Linked DNA regions of Homo sapiens: regions 2 and 3 are each linked to region 1. The links are chromatin contacts, found by Hi-C in ENCODE. All regions are on one chromosome and are shown on one strand. Each heading gives the region's core, a stretch centred on a gene start or an enhancer-like site at or near the end of the contact. The rest is flanking DNA. Distances are from core to core; before and after follow the strand shown. Region 1 has its middle 63 kb from the start of UQCRFS1-DT. Region 2 holds the start of C19orf12 (chromosome 19 open reading frame 12). Region 3 has its middle 19 kb from the start of POP4.

The links. A loop is a pair of places that touch in the nucleus more often than their neighbours do. Pooled maps may share reads with other maps.
Region 2: a pooled map shows a loop between it and region 1 (5-fold over the local background). The contact joins the promoter of C19orf12 here to the enhancer-like site in region 1. A Hi-C loop is called at or near these places in 5 of 50 pooled maps.
Region 3: a pooled map shows a loop between it and region 1 (3-fold over the local background). The contact joins two enhancer-like sites. A Hi-C loop is called at or near these places in 2 of 168 maps with a recorded cell type or tissue (dorsolateral prefrontal cortex and ectodermal cell), 1 of 37 single-sample maps with no recorded cell type and 8 of 50 pooled maps.

The regions. Positions count from the first base shown.
Region 1 is chr19:29,274,277-29,279,122 of GRCh38, forward strand. No RefSeq gene overlaps it. Among named protein-coding and RNA genes, the nearest start is that of UQCRFS1-DT, 63 kb to the left of the region's middle. RefSeq lists an enhancer at 3,150-3,199. Within about 2 kb of position 3,000, at least 2 of the 41 ENCODE cell types and tissues checked have a DNase peak (open chromatin) inside an H3K27ac peak, as active enhancers do.
Region 2 is chr19:29,714,011-29,717,896 of GRCh38, forward strand. C19orf12 (chromosome 19 open reading frame 12) reads right to left here and starts at 1,251. Exons shown (of 3, transcript NM_031448.6): 1 at 1,115-1,251. RefSeq lists a silencer at 786-1,575 and enhancers at 1,746-1,845, 2,391-2,610.
Region 3 is chr19:29,585,053-29,589,898 of GRCh38, forward strand. No RefSeq gene overlaps it. Among named protein-coding and RNA genes, the nearest start is that of POP4, 19 kb to the right of the region's middle. Within about 2 kb of position 2,664, at least 2 of the 41 ENCODE cell types and tissues checked have a DNase peak (open chromatin) inside an H3K27ac peak, as active enhancers do.

The sequences.
Region 1 (4,846 bases), core at 1,750-4,249:
CATTTGGGAAAGCAGCTTATGCAGGAGCCCCAGGAGGGTGGCTGCAGTTGATTCAATGGTCTCATGACGGTGTGATGTGTGATGCAGTAGCCTCCTGGCAAAGAAGTGCCCCCAAGCAGACCCGCTGTATCCTTGGACCCTGCAGCAGCCAAACTACAATACATAGCCACAGGCATTGGCTTTGCCCATCCAGTCCCCTCTATACAGCCCATTCATATGACCTGAGCACTAAATAAAGACCTCAGAATGGCAGAGATACAGCCAGGGAGCCGCTGCTTACTAAATTACTAAAATGTAATGCCTCACTGGGTTGGATGCCGGCATTGGCAGGGCTTTTGTTTGTTGGTTTGTCTATTTGTTTAGCAAAATTAGCAAGCAAAATTAAACCCTTGTCACCTTCTTCAGCCGGAATGTGAGCTGGAAGACCATTCTCCAGAGCAGAGCCTTCATTTGCAGGCTTTTCTATAACTGGGGAGCAGTGGAGGGACAGGAGGTGGAAGGGCACTGCTGTAACCACCACAGGGCATCTTACTCAGCCCCAGGAGTGAAAGTGGAAAGAAAAGCACAGGCAGAGAGACCTGCACACTTTCCCTGCTCCCTAGAGGACCCTGCCAATCCCGGGCTGTCTGGGTACTGCCTCCCAGGAGCTCTGTAGGAAACTGGAAAGGGAGTGGTTGGAAACACAGTCTCTGCAGTCGGAGCTGGAACAAGTCACTGAATCCCTCTGTGTCTCCACTTCCTTGTTTTATCTCAAGGATGATAATACTAGCATATATCTCCCAGGGTGGTTGTGAAGGTTCAATAAGGTGCATATGCAATATGCTTAGCACCAAAACTGGCTCGTAATTACATGCACAATAAATGCTAGCTTTCATTAATGCTGTCTGTCACGTGTGAGATAAAGCTACTGGTCCCAGGAGGCCTCTACTCCTGCTAGGATGCAGTTCCCTTGGGCAAATGGTACTCCCAGGGCTGGTGCGCAGCGCCTCTGAGCAGCTGACAGCCAAGATTAGATGAGTTAAGACTGTGTCTCCTACCTCCATTTGCAAAATCCTCTATAAAAAGGTAGAGTAGGTAAGGTGGAAGGAGAGAGTGAGTCACCCTTCCTGGAGCACAAGCCAGCGGCGCCCTGACCCCCACCTGTGCTGTGTCCCATCAAGCTCCCGTAAGAGGCCTGTGTACATCCTGCTGTCTTTCCCCAGCACAGCCTGCTTTGCACCTCCTCCAAGATCCTGCTATATGGAGGTGATTTGGGAGGAAGACAGGACCATGGGTTTCCCTGACCTGCCTATTTCTTTGTCCTAAATAGTGTTACCGAGCCCCAGGTCTTCAGGCATAAAGGGACCTCTCAGGCTGGGACAACACAGTGCATCTTAGAGGGAGCCACCATGAACTCTGGAACCTTGGTGCCACGTGACATCCAAGGACATTTGTGTAACTCAGCAGAGTAAATGAGGACAAGGAGGACTAAATTGCTATCTGAGATCGCCTTTCCCATCAGCAAGATGGTGGAACTGGGGTTCTCAGTGTCCAGTTTAAGTTGATTTAAAGAAACTTGAGAATTGTAATATGTATTGCATGCTGCAATCATGAACTATCGCTCATACCTGCTGCACATCTAGCCCCCCTCCCTTCCTCCGCTGCCACTTTTGGTCCAGCATGAAAAGACCTCCTAGCTGGTCTCCCCACATCCTCTTGTTCTCCTTCTGCCTACTCTGCACATGGCAGCCACAATGACATTTGTAAAATGGATATCTGGTCATGCTTCTCCTTTGCTAAGACCCTAGGAGGACCACCACTGCTGCTCAGCAACCCACCCCCCACTGGCTCTCAGCCACCCACTCCACCCCATCCTCTTTGGCGCCAGGCTCCAGCTGTCTCCATCATTGCCAGCTTTCACTGAGCTCTCACAGTAGGCCTGAAGCTCTTCCACTTATTGTATGACCTCATTTAGTCTCAACTCCTTGGGAGATATCTTCACAGAGGCACAGTGAAGTTAAATTATTTGGCTAGGATTGCCAAGCCAGGGCCCCAAACCTAGTCCCAGCCCATCTCTTCTATCTTAATAAATATCATCAGCTGCCCAGCATGTCATGCCAGATGCCCAGGAGCCACCTTCCATCCTCTTCCTCCATCACCCCCTATATTTACTGCAGCAGCAAGGCCTGTGGATTTTCATTCACCTGCCTCCCGTGCACACATTTGTCCCTTCCACTGCCGTCTCGCTGGTCCAGTCACCACCATCCCTCACTGGAACAACTCCAGCAGCCTCCTCGCTGGATGGCCTGCTCTAATCATGCCCTCTGTTTGTTTCTCTTCCTCTCTCCTTTCCTCCCTCCTTTCCTTCTTTGCTCTCTTCCTCTCTCCTTCCATCCTTTCTCCTTTTTCTTTCCTTTTTTTTTTTTTTTTGACAGAGTCTCACCCAGGCTGGAGTGCAGTGGCATGATCTTGGCTCACTGCAACCTCTGCCTCCTGGCCTCAAGCGATTCTCCTGCCTCAGCCTCCTGAGTAGCTGAGATTACAGGCATGAGTCACCATGCCCGGCTAATTTTTGTATTTTTAGTAGAGACGGGGTTTCACCATGTTGGCCACACTGGTCTCAAATTCCTGACCTCAAATGATCCACCCACCTCTCTTTCCTTTTATTTTATTTTATATTTTATTTTGCTTTCCTTTTATTTTGAAATGTAGGTTTTCTTTCTATTGAGGTATGATGGATTGAGCAGAGCAGGAGACACTTGCTATTAAAGAGAGAGCTTGTTACGCACAGTTCCCAAGAGGAGGAGACACCATGCCATGAGGGGGCCACAGGGGGAAGAGGGAGGGAGGGGAAAGGGTGGACAAGAGCCTTTATGTGATTTCCATGGGAAGAAACAGACGAGGCAAACATGTAGGCTTAGGATCCACTAGTTTGTCCAATTTCAGCAGCCCCAGCATGCAGAGGCTGTCACTAGTTGTCTGATACCTGGCCCCGGGGTGATTAGGGCAAGGCCTGGCGTGATTGGTGGCTAAAAGTGAAAGAACCTACGAGAGCCCAGGAAAGGAAGTGGTCGGGGTGTGGGCTCTGGATTGATTGGTTTGTCGACCAAAGGGGAACTCGCAGGGGAGTTGCTTATTTTCTCTAGGAACTGCCTGTCCCTGGGAGGGGCAGTCCCTCCAGGGTGAAGTCCCCAGCATCTCAAAACATCAGAAATACAGAAAATAAAAAGGCATGGTTAGTATTCTTTCCTTCCTTCTTTCCTTCCTTCCTTCCTTTCTTCCTTCCTTCGGAGAATCTCTAAAGGAAATAGCATACCCTAAATACAGTTGAAACCCCCTTCCCCTACAAAAATCATACATATGATTACATATGCATAATCTCTAAGTTAGATATGATATCTATGCATTTCTATAAATTTTCTAAAGGTATTTTGTCTCTTTGCCTTATGTGCCCCCTTCCCCTACAGCACTTCTCTCATTCTCCATCAAATGCCTGAATGTTTCTAAACTTTGCATGAATTATATCTTGAGTATATGATGTGTGTGTGTTTGTGCATGTGTATGAAGAGAAAGTTTCCAAGATACATTCAAGAAGAGTAACAAAAGGCAAAAATAGACAGAATTCGATGTGAAAGTGCCTCCTAAAGAAACAAGCAGCATGAACAAGAATAAACCTATCCCCTACACCTCACAGTCAACCGCAGGGCGCCACGGACAGGGAGAAACACAGGAAAGGCCATCGGAAGGGAAACGACCAACCACCAAGGGGTGCCCATTGACTGGGTGGAGAACAGACTTCCCAACCATAAGCGGCGCAATAATATCTTCAGAGGCCAAAATAAAATGAAAAGCCAACTTGGAACTCTATGGCCAATTAAGCTTTTCGGACATAAAAAGTTTACTACCCACATATCCTTGCTCTAAAAAAAGAAAAATCTGTGACAAGAAACAACTCAAAATACACACATACATGAACCAAAGGGAAGGAGGGGAAAGGAAAGACAACAATTGATAGACTATGTTTTATTTATCATGGACAGTTTCAGAAAAAAATCTATTTTCCCTAAATTACGGAGGATGGAACTAAAACAGAGAAAAAAGGAAGGGTGTTCCCTGAAGGGTTAAAGCATATTAGGGTCTTACCTTAAGACCCTAAGAAAAGGAAACAAACACACGAAATACCTTTAACAAATTTATAGAACTGCATATATTATACCTAATTTGGAGATTATACATTTATAATCATATATACGATTAAAAATCTAGGAGTACAAACACGCTTTGTCGTTGCTCTTACAAAACCTGAGATCACAGCAAACATTGTTCTTCAACTTAACTTTTTCCCTTGGTACATGTTGTCATCTCTCCAGCTCCGTGTTCTGGCGCTTACACACCAGTCCTTTGTTGAAGAACAGGTGATTCTGTTCCAATTTGCACTACTGCAAACCATGTTTTAGAGAAAGTCCTTGTATGCATAGTTTACACATTTTAGAGACCCAGATTAGAACCACGTTCACAGCAAGGTTTGCTCAAGGAACAACGAATAGCTGATAAGCATATCTGCATAAAACTCAAGAGGTTCTACATAAGATTCAGACTGCCACCTGCCCTGGGAAAGCTGCAATGTGCTCAGTAGCACCTCAGCCCTGGCATTCCCCAAGCACCACCAGCAGCGGGCTGACAAGAGCTGTCTTGGAGCAGGACCTGCACACTCTGGTCTGCCTCAAGCTATTTCTTCACTGATTTCTCACTGGCCAGACCCAGCAGGCTTCTAAGTGTGTCAATGCCTTGAGGTTGATTACATTCATAACTATTTTTTTATTTCTTTTTAAATTCTTTTTTAAGAGAGTCTTACTTTGTTCCCCAG
Region 2 (3,886 bases), core at 1-2,500, 440 kb after region 1:
TCTCTTTCCCTCTCCCCTTCCTTCCTGCTTTTTGTTGTTGCTGGTGTTGTTGTTGTTTTTTCCAGAAACGCAGTCTCCCTGTGTTGCCTAGGCTGGTCGGGAACTGGCCTCAAGCAATTCTTCCGCCTCGGCCTCCCGAGTAGCTGGAACTACAGGTGCTATTCCAAGATGGTGAAACCCCGTCTCTACTAAAAAATACAAAAATTGGTCGGGGTGGCTCACGTCTGTAATCCCAGCATTGCAGAAGGCTGAGGCAGGTGGATCGCAAGGTCAGGAGTTTGAGATTAGCCTGGCCGATATGGTGAAACTCCGTCTCTACTAAAAATACAAAAAAATTAGCCAGGCTTGGTGGTGTCGCCTGTAATCCCAGCTACTAGGGAGGCTGAGGCAGGGGAATTGCTTGAACGAGGGAGGTGGAGGTTGCAGTGAGCCGAGATCGCGCCATTGCACTCCAGCCTGGACAACAGAGCAAGACTGTCTAAACAAAAGCTCAACAAACTACCTGCCATCCCCAAAACTAATCTCACCTCCTAAAGCATTAACGACCCTTCCTGACCAAATCTAAACTAGCGCCCAGATTTTCTTCCCATATGGCTCAGCCCAGCTCCGCTGCCCCACAGGTGTCCTGTCAGGATCCGCTTCACATTTATAATACCTAGCACCCCACCCCCAGCCCCGCCCCTGCCCCACCAGCCACCCCCACTCTACCCCACCCCTACCCATCACATTCCGCACCCCACCCCCGCCAAACCCACATCCCCACCCCACCCAACCTCACCCACTCCCACCACATCCACCACCCGCACCCCACCCCCACCCACCACACCCATGCCTACGCCACTCCTGGGTGACAGCGAGCCAGGGCCCGGGACTCTAGTCCCAGCTCTGCTGCTTACTTGTGTGACTTCAGCCTCTCCATGCCTCAGTTTCTCCATAGGGACAATGACTACACTAACAGTGTCCACCCCGGCACCGGGAGGGCCGGGCTCCCGGCAGGGCGGGGACCCTCTCCCCAAGGCACTCCCGGGTCTCCAGGCCTGCTCTTGGGGTGCCCCCTCCTCTCGCGGGGCGCGGCCTGGGAGGCGCCCCGCCCCGGCTCCGGGCGCTCCTTTACCTGGGGGAGCGGAGGTCTACGCGGCGCGCTCGGCGATCAGACGCGGCTGCAGCCCGGGCCTGGCAGGCCCCGGGCTCCCCGCCCAGCTCCCCAGCCCCGCGGAGGGTCGCGCAGGCCTTGGTGGCGGCCCCGGCGCTGGCCCCGCCCTCCGTCCCACCTTCCGGCTGCGCCGGGCCTTCCGGGAAGCCACGCGCCGGGCCAGCTCCTGGCTCCGAGCTGCGCCCGGCCTTAGGGGGAGCCGGGGGTCGCTGCTGGGCACCCCCTCCCCGGTCCTGGCCCACCCCGCCGCTGTCACCGGGGCCCTGGCTTGGGTTGCGGGTGGCGTAAGGAGACGAGGCGCCCGGAGAAGAGTCCTGGGAACCGCAAGGCCGCGCTCCCGCAGGCCCAGCCCTGCCTTTCTCCCACGCGCACGCATGATCACATCCGGGCCCCGCGCACCTGCCTCCAGGACCGCGGGGACCTCCCGGAGACCTCCCTCCCTTTGGCCTGGAGGACCCCTCTCTCCCCGCAGCCTGGGCACAGAAGAGAGCACAGGGGCATCTGGAGGTCAAGGGTGCTGCGTCAGTATTTGGTGAATGTGTGGGCCGGAGCCAGATTTCCTCTGTTCCAGAGCCTGCTCTGGAGCCTCTGGGTCTGGGGGTTGCAAAAGGAGAAGCAGGTTGGGTGGGACTCGTAATCCCAGCTGCCAGTGAGGCTGAGGAGGGAGGATTGCTTGAGCCCAGCAGTTCGAGCGTGGGCAACACAGTGACATCCCATCTCTACAAATAATAATAAAAATTAGGCCGGGTGGGTGAGTCATACCTGTGACCTACAGCATTTTGGGAGGCTGAAGCGGGAGGATTGCTTGAGCCCAGGAGTTCGAGGCTGCAGTGAACTATGATCCCACCACTGCACTTCAACCTGGGTGACAGAGTGAGACCGTCTCTTAAAGAAAGAAAAAAAAGGAAAAGAACTGGCTTTGCTCTTAGGAGTCTTGGATGGGGACCAAAGCTGAGGCAAGGCAGCCTCTTAGGAAGGTGCAAAGGGCATGAGGCTGGGGTTGCAGAACTGCCTGGGAATACTACTTTATTGAGGCCTGTGGAAAGCTGTCCCTACTCTTGTCATGCAAGGTCTGGCCTTGAACCATCTCAAATCCAAAAGTGGCTTCTGGGGGGCTCTATAGAGAATTAATCCTAACAGGAACCCTGCAAAGCAGGCATGGTTGTCACTGCTATATTACAGATGGGAAGCTCTAAACACAGGCTGCTCTGCCCAAGGCCATCCTGGTTAGAAAGTTTCAGGGCCCAAACTCCAGCCTCGGTCTCGGTATCTCAAAGTCTCCGCCTGTGACCAGCACTCTGCCTGCTTTCCAGGGTGCCATGGGCACCCAGAGGACGGACCCTTTTCCATTTTTAAAAGAATGGAACAAACGCTCTTAATACCAAGCTTCCCCAGGCCTTGGCTGGGATAAAACAACCCCATTTATTCCTGAATCGGAGCTTTTGCTTGAGTTTGGGTGACTTTCAAGAGGGAAAGTGAACTGAGGCCAGGGGAACTCAGCTTGCTGCCTTCCTGGGGCCTGAGTGTGGCGCTCCCGTTTCTCTGCGGGCAGCTCCCTCTGGCGGCACATTGCAGAACTGGCCTGCAGACTCCTCCCCCAGAGATAGTGGGGAAGAGGGCCTGTGTAGGGAAAGATGCTGGGAGTGAAAGAAGCTTCAAAGTCCAGGCCCTCCAGAGAAGGCAAGCATGTAAGAGGTTCATGCAGCCCAGCGCGGTGGCTCACACCTGTAATCCCAGCACTTTGGGAGGCCGAGGCGGGCAGATCACCTGAGGCCAGGACTTTGAGACCAGCCTGGGCAACATGGTGAAACCCCATCTCCACTAAACATGGAAAAATGAGCCAGACATGGTTGGTGCAAGCCTGTAGTCCCAGCTACTCGGGAGGTTGAGGCAGGAGAACCGCTTGGACCCGGCAGATGGAGGTTGCAGTGAGCCGAGATCGCGCCATTGCATGCAAATCTGCAACCCATCAGCCTCCTGGGCCTCATTCTGATACGAATGCAGGCATAACATGACCGCACACTCTGAACCCCAGAGATGGAGCACACAGTGCCTCATGCTCCTAAAGGCAACTGCGGCCTCCTGCACAGTGAGCAAGGCGTGCCGTGGGGTCTCGGTGGTGGCGCGGAAATGGCACTGGCCCAGCACACAGCGATGCTTTATGCTGCTTACAGTGACCTAGGGAAAGTTCTTCCACGTCTCCGTGCCTCAGTTTCCTCATCTGGGAAATGGCAACAAGAGTAGTACTTATCCTATAGGGTTGTTCTCAACATAAAAGGAGGTAATATATATGAATCTAGATTATTCTTGTTTACATTACAGAATGTGAAAATGAGCGGCTTCTCCAAAGTCCCATGAGCCTCATGGGCCCAAGGTAGTGGGAAATCCAGTTCTACCCCCACCTTGACAAAACATTCTCTTGCTGATGGGCCCAACAATGCCCTAGGGTGCTAGGTGGTGTTCACACGGCCAGCCAGAGTCAAAACTCAGACGGGGCCAGCGTTCTATGCCCTCACTTTCTCCCAAAGCTGAGTGCACCAGCTCCTAAAACTTCCATGGCTCCTTCAGGCTAAAGCCACCCACCTAGACCAGGGCTGGATGATCCGCAATGTGGGCCACACCCAAAAACCCTATAGCTTCTTTTGTTGTTTCTTTTTTTTTTTTTTTTTTTTTTTTTTTTTTGAGACGGAGTCTCGCTCTGTGGCCCAGGTGGGAGTGCAGTGGCGCAATCTC
Region 3 (4,846 bases), core at 1,414-3,913, 310 kb after region 1:
ATCTTTAATTAGCTATTTTCGATTCTTTTAGTTCCACATAAATTTTTAAACTAGCAGATCAGTTTCTGAAAAAAAAAATTTTTTGAATTTTGATTGGGATCATGTTGAATCTGTAGATCAAGTTGGAGACAATTAACATCTTAATAAAACTGAGTCTTCTGATCCATGAACATGGTATATTTCTCCCCATTTTTTTAGATCTCTTTAATTTCTCTCAACAATGTTTTGTAGGTTTCAGTCCACAAGTCAGGTACATCTTTTACCAAATTTATCTCTAGGTATTTCAAATATCTGATGCTATTTCATTATTCTAAATTTAAATTTCTTATTGTTGATCATATATAGAAAGACAATGTACTTGTGCATACTGATCTTTTTCTTGCAACATTACTGAACTTATTTATAAGTTCCATAGGTTTTTTTAGATTAATTCCTTAGGATTTTTTCCATAGGTGAAGATGCTATCAGCACTATCAGCAAACAAAGATGGTTTTGCTTCTTCCTTTTTTAACTGTATGCTTGTTTTTTTTTTTTTCTTTTCATGCCTTATTCCACTAACTAGAGACTCTGGAATAATGTTGAACAGATGTGCTAAGAGTGAACATCTTGTCTTGTTACTGGTCTTATGGGAAAAGCATTTTGCTTTTTACTGTTAAGTATGATGTTAGACTTTTCACAGAAACGTTTTATCAGCCTAAGAAAATTTCTCTCTATTGCTAGTTTACTTAGGATTTTTATCATGATTGGATATTGGATTTTGTCAAGTGATTTTTCTGTATCTGTTGAGATAAGCATATGATTTTCCTTTTTAGCCTGGTAAAAGTGAATCACACTGATTTATCATCAAGTCTCTCCTTGGTCATGATTTTTTAAGTTCTGTTGGAACCAACTTGCTAAAATTTTGCTAAGAATTTTTGCATCTGTGTTTATGAGGAATCTCTGTAGTTTTCTTTTCTTATAGTGCCTTTTTCTGGTTTTGAGATTAGTGGTAATGCTGACCTCATAGAATGAATTAGGAAGTATTGCCTCATCTTTAATATTCTGGAAGAGTTTGGGTAGAATTGACATTATTTCTTTCTCAAATGACTCAAGCCACCTGGGCTTGGAATTTTCTTTGAAGGAAGATTTCTAACTCTAAATTTAATGTCATTAATAGATATAGGGCTATTTGGGTTATCTATCTTTTTTTAATAAGCTTTAGTCATTTGTGTCTTTCAAAAACTTTGCCCACTTCATCTAAATTGTGGGGTGCTGAGTGTTTTTCCTGATTACCTGTGTATTACAAGGTCTCTCCATTCTGACTATTGGGAATATGACCCAGCCCAGCCCTTGTGATTTCCAGAAATTGTTCTACCTTTTTCTTTCCAGCGTTTTTTCACTGGCCTCAAGCAGCTTCCTCATATGCAGGCATTGATGGGTACTCAGCAGAAGACCTGAGTGGGACCAGCAGATCTCTGAGCACTCTCCACACCACACTGTCTCTGCAACTCAAAGAAACCACTAGACTCTGTCTGGACACCCAGGCACACCCCCATCCCTGTCCTGGAATCTCGCTCCAGACAGTGAGCTCAGGCAATCCAGGCCTCATCCCATTTGTTTCCTTTCTCTCATGAGTCACTGCCTTATGCTGCCTTTTGATCAATGTCTAAAAAGAGTTGTTTCAAATATTGTATCTGCTTTTTTAGTTGTTTATGATGGGCAGGTAAATCCAATGCCTGTTACCTTATCACAGCCAGAAGCAGAAGGCTACTCTGGACATTTTGAATTTGAGGTTCCTGCAGAATACCAAACTGCAGATATCTAGCAAACTGTTGTAAGTAATGAGAGAGGTTGCGACCAGAGATAAATTTTGGAAGCAAATGCATAAAGCTGTTAGCTAAAACACAGCTGGAGGGAGCTTCTAGTAGAGGAATGATGGCATCTTAAAGACAAAATCCACTGGAGCAGGGTAGACACAAAGGAGAACATGATGTGGGAAAGCAGAAGAAAGTGAGAAATACATGAGAACTCACTGAAGAAGGAGGTCGTGGAAACCAGGGCTTGGAGAGTTTCAAGAAGCTGAAAGTATCCACAGTGCCTAATGCCCCAGAGACTATGGGCATGATGTTGGGAAGGCAGGCTCCAGGCACGATGCCATCATGCTGTGAGTGCACCTGTACTGTTGCTTCGTGTGTGCTGGCCCCACTGGTTTTGCTAATGTGACAAACTGGTCCCCTCTGCCAGAGAAGATTGAGGTGGGGTGAGTGAATGAGATGGGAAGAATGGCACAGACCATACTTTCACAAAGCTTGGTTGAGAAGGGAGGGAGAGTAGTAGCTAGTAGTAGTACCAGAAGACCAGGGCAGGCAGTGGCAAAATTTCTTAGTTTCAAAGTCTTAAGCCTGTGAACAGTCTAAGGAAGAAAAGGGAATCGTCAGATAGAGCCTGGGACAGGGAAGGAAGAGAGTTGATGGGGCAAGATACCATGAGATGGGAAGGGGAAAGAGTTTTGCCCTGGGCGGGAGAAAAGAAAATGAGTGCCAAAGTAGAAAAGGTTTCAGATGAGATAACAAGTCTGTGATCCAACCACCACTCTCCCTATTTACCAAGAGAGTTTGACAACACACAGGCAGGTCACATGCTAGCCTGAAGGCAGCCTAGCCACAGCCTCAGATTGGTTCCCACTAGCTCAAGCCTGCAATGCTGAGAACTGTTTTCATAGCTGGTGGCAGGAAGTCCCATAAATGCACTGAGGTCACAGGCATCTGTGCACAGTGCTCAAGACCACAGTTTAGGGCTGCCTTGAGTCACCCAAGTGTTGTGACTCATACAAGACACTAAAGAAATCCATCTTCCATAGCATCTGTACCTGAAGCATTAGGTTCCACATAGCAGAGGGGGAAACATCTCGTTTCTTTTTCTTTTCTTTTTTTAACTTTTATTTTAGATTCAGGGCGTACACGTGCAGGTTTGGTACATGGGTATATTTTATGATGCTGAGGTTTAGGATGTGATTGATTCCATCACCCAGGTAATGAGCATAATACTCAATAGGTGGTTTTTCAGCCCTTGCCCCCCTCCTTCCCTGCTGTAGGAGTCCCCAGTGTCTATGTTTGCCATCGTTATGTCCATGAGTCCCCAGTATTTAGCTCCCACTCATCAGTGAAAACTTGCAGTATTTTGTTTCCTGTTTCTGAGAAAATTCACTTAGGATAATGGCCTCCAGCTGCATCCAGCTGGAGAGGACCTAATTTTGTTCTTTTTCATGGCTGCATAGTATTCCATGGTGTATATGTATCATATTTTTCTTTATCCAGTACACTGTTGGTGGGCACCTGGGTTGATTCCATGTCTTTGCTATTGTGAATAGTGCTGCAGTGAACATACGAGTGTATGTGTCTTTTTGGTAGAATGATTTATATTCCTTTGGGTAGACACCCAGTAATGGAATTGCTGGGTTGAATGGTAGTTCTGTTTTAAGTTCTTTGAGAAATCTCCAAACTGCTTTCCACAGTGCCTGAACTAATTTACATTCCCACCAACAGTGTACAAGCAATCAGTTTTCTCTACAGCATCATCAACATCTGCTATTTTTTGACTTTTTAGTAGTGGCCATTCTGACTGGTGTGAAATGGTATCTCATTGTGAGAACCACATGATTTCTACAAAGTATATCTACTAGATCTCTCACGGTTGACAGAACTTGGCAATCTGAACTGCTTTAAGCCAAAGGGGGATTTATAGGGCTGGATGCAGCTGCAGCTGTATCTAGAACTCAGAAATTCCAAGTCCTGGCCTCTCCCTCCATCTCTCAGGTCTGCCTGATGCACAGGTGGCTACATATAGTGGCACGTCCCCCAGCTTTACAACAGTTTCAGAGTTGGCTAGGCATGGTGGCTCACATCTGTAATCCCAGCACTTTGGGAGGCTGAGGTGGAAGGATTGCTTGAGGCCAGGAGTTCAAGACCAGTCTGGACAACATAGCAAGTCCCCATCTCTACTAAAAATAAAGAGGTTAGCCAGGTGTCGTGGTGCCCACCTGTGATCCTAGCTACTTGAGAGTCTGAGGTGGGAGGATCACTTTAGCCCGGGAGATTAAGGCTGCAGTGAGCCATTGATTGTACCACCACACTCCAACGTGGGTGATAGAGTGAGACCCATCTCTAGAAAAGAAAAGTTCCAGAGTTGATCCATCCTGGCTCTGTGTACCAGGGGGTACAAGGTACAGGTACAGATGCCCTGCATGGATCATCCTGAACCAATCACCAGGGTGAGAGAGACTGAGTGTGCTGACTTGGTGAGCCCAGGATGGAATAAGCCTCACCAGATGCATCTGGGCTGAGAGTGGGATGGGCAGATCCTCCCGCAAAAATCAGACAAGCTATTATTGGAGAGGAAGCAGATGCCAGGAGGCCAAACTGATGTCCCCTGCAAGAAATCTGCAGGGGCCCACCCCAAGGCAACAGCTGTGGGAGGACTGCCCCAGGATTGGAGCACACAGACCCAAGGAAACTTGGCCCAAATGTGCTTTTGTCTTGGAATTTCATCTTCACAGGGTATCTGTGTGAAGGAGAGACATGGCGAGGCTCAAGCTTGGAAGATGTACATGTCATTCTGGAAACACTTGTGCATCATTATATTAGTCTGTTCTAACACTGCTGTAAAGAACTGCCTGAGACTGGGTAATTTATAAAGGAAAGAGGTTTAATTGACTCACAGTTCCACATGGCTGGGGAGGCCTCAGGAAACTTACAATCGTGGTGGAAGGGGAAGCAAACATGTCCTTCACATGGCAGCAGGAGAGAGAAGAATAAGAGCTGAGTGAAGGGGGAAGCCCCTTATAAAATCATCAGACCTTGTGAGAACT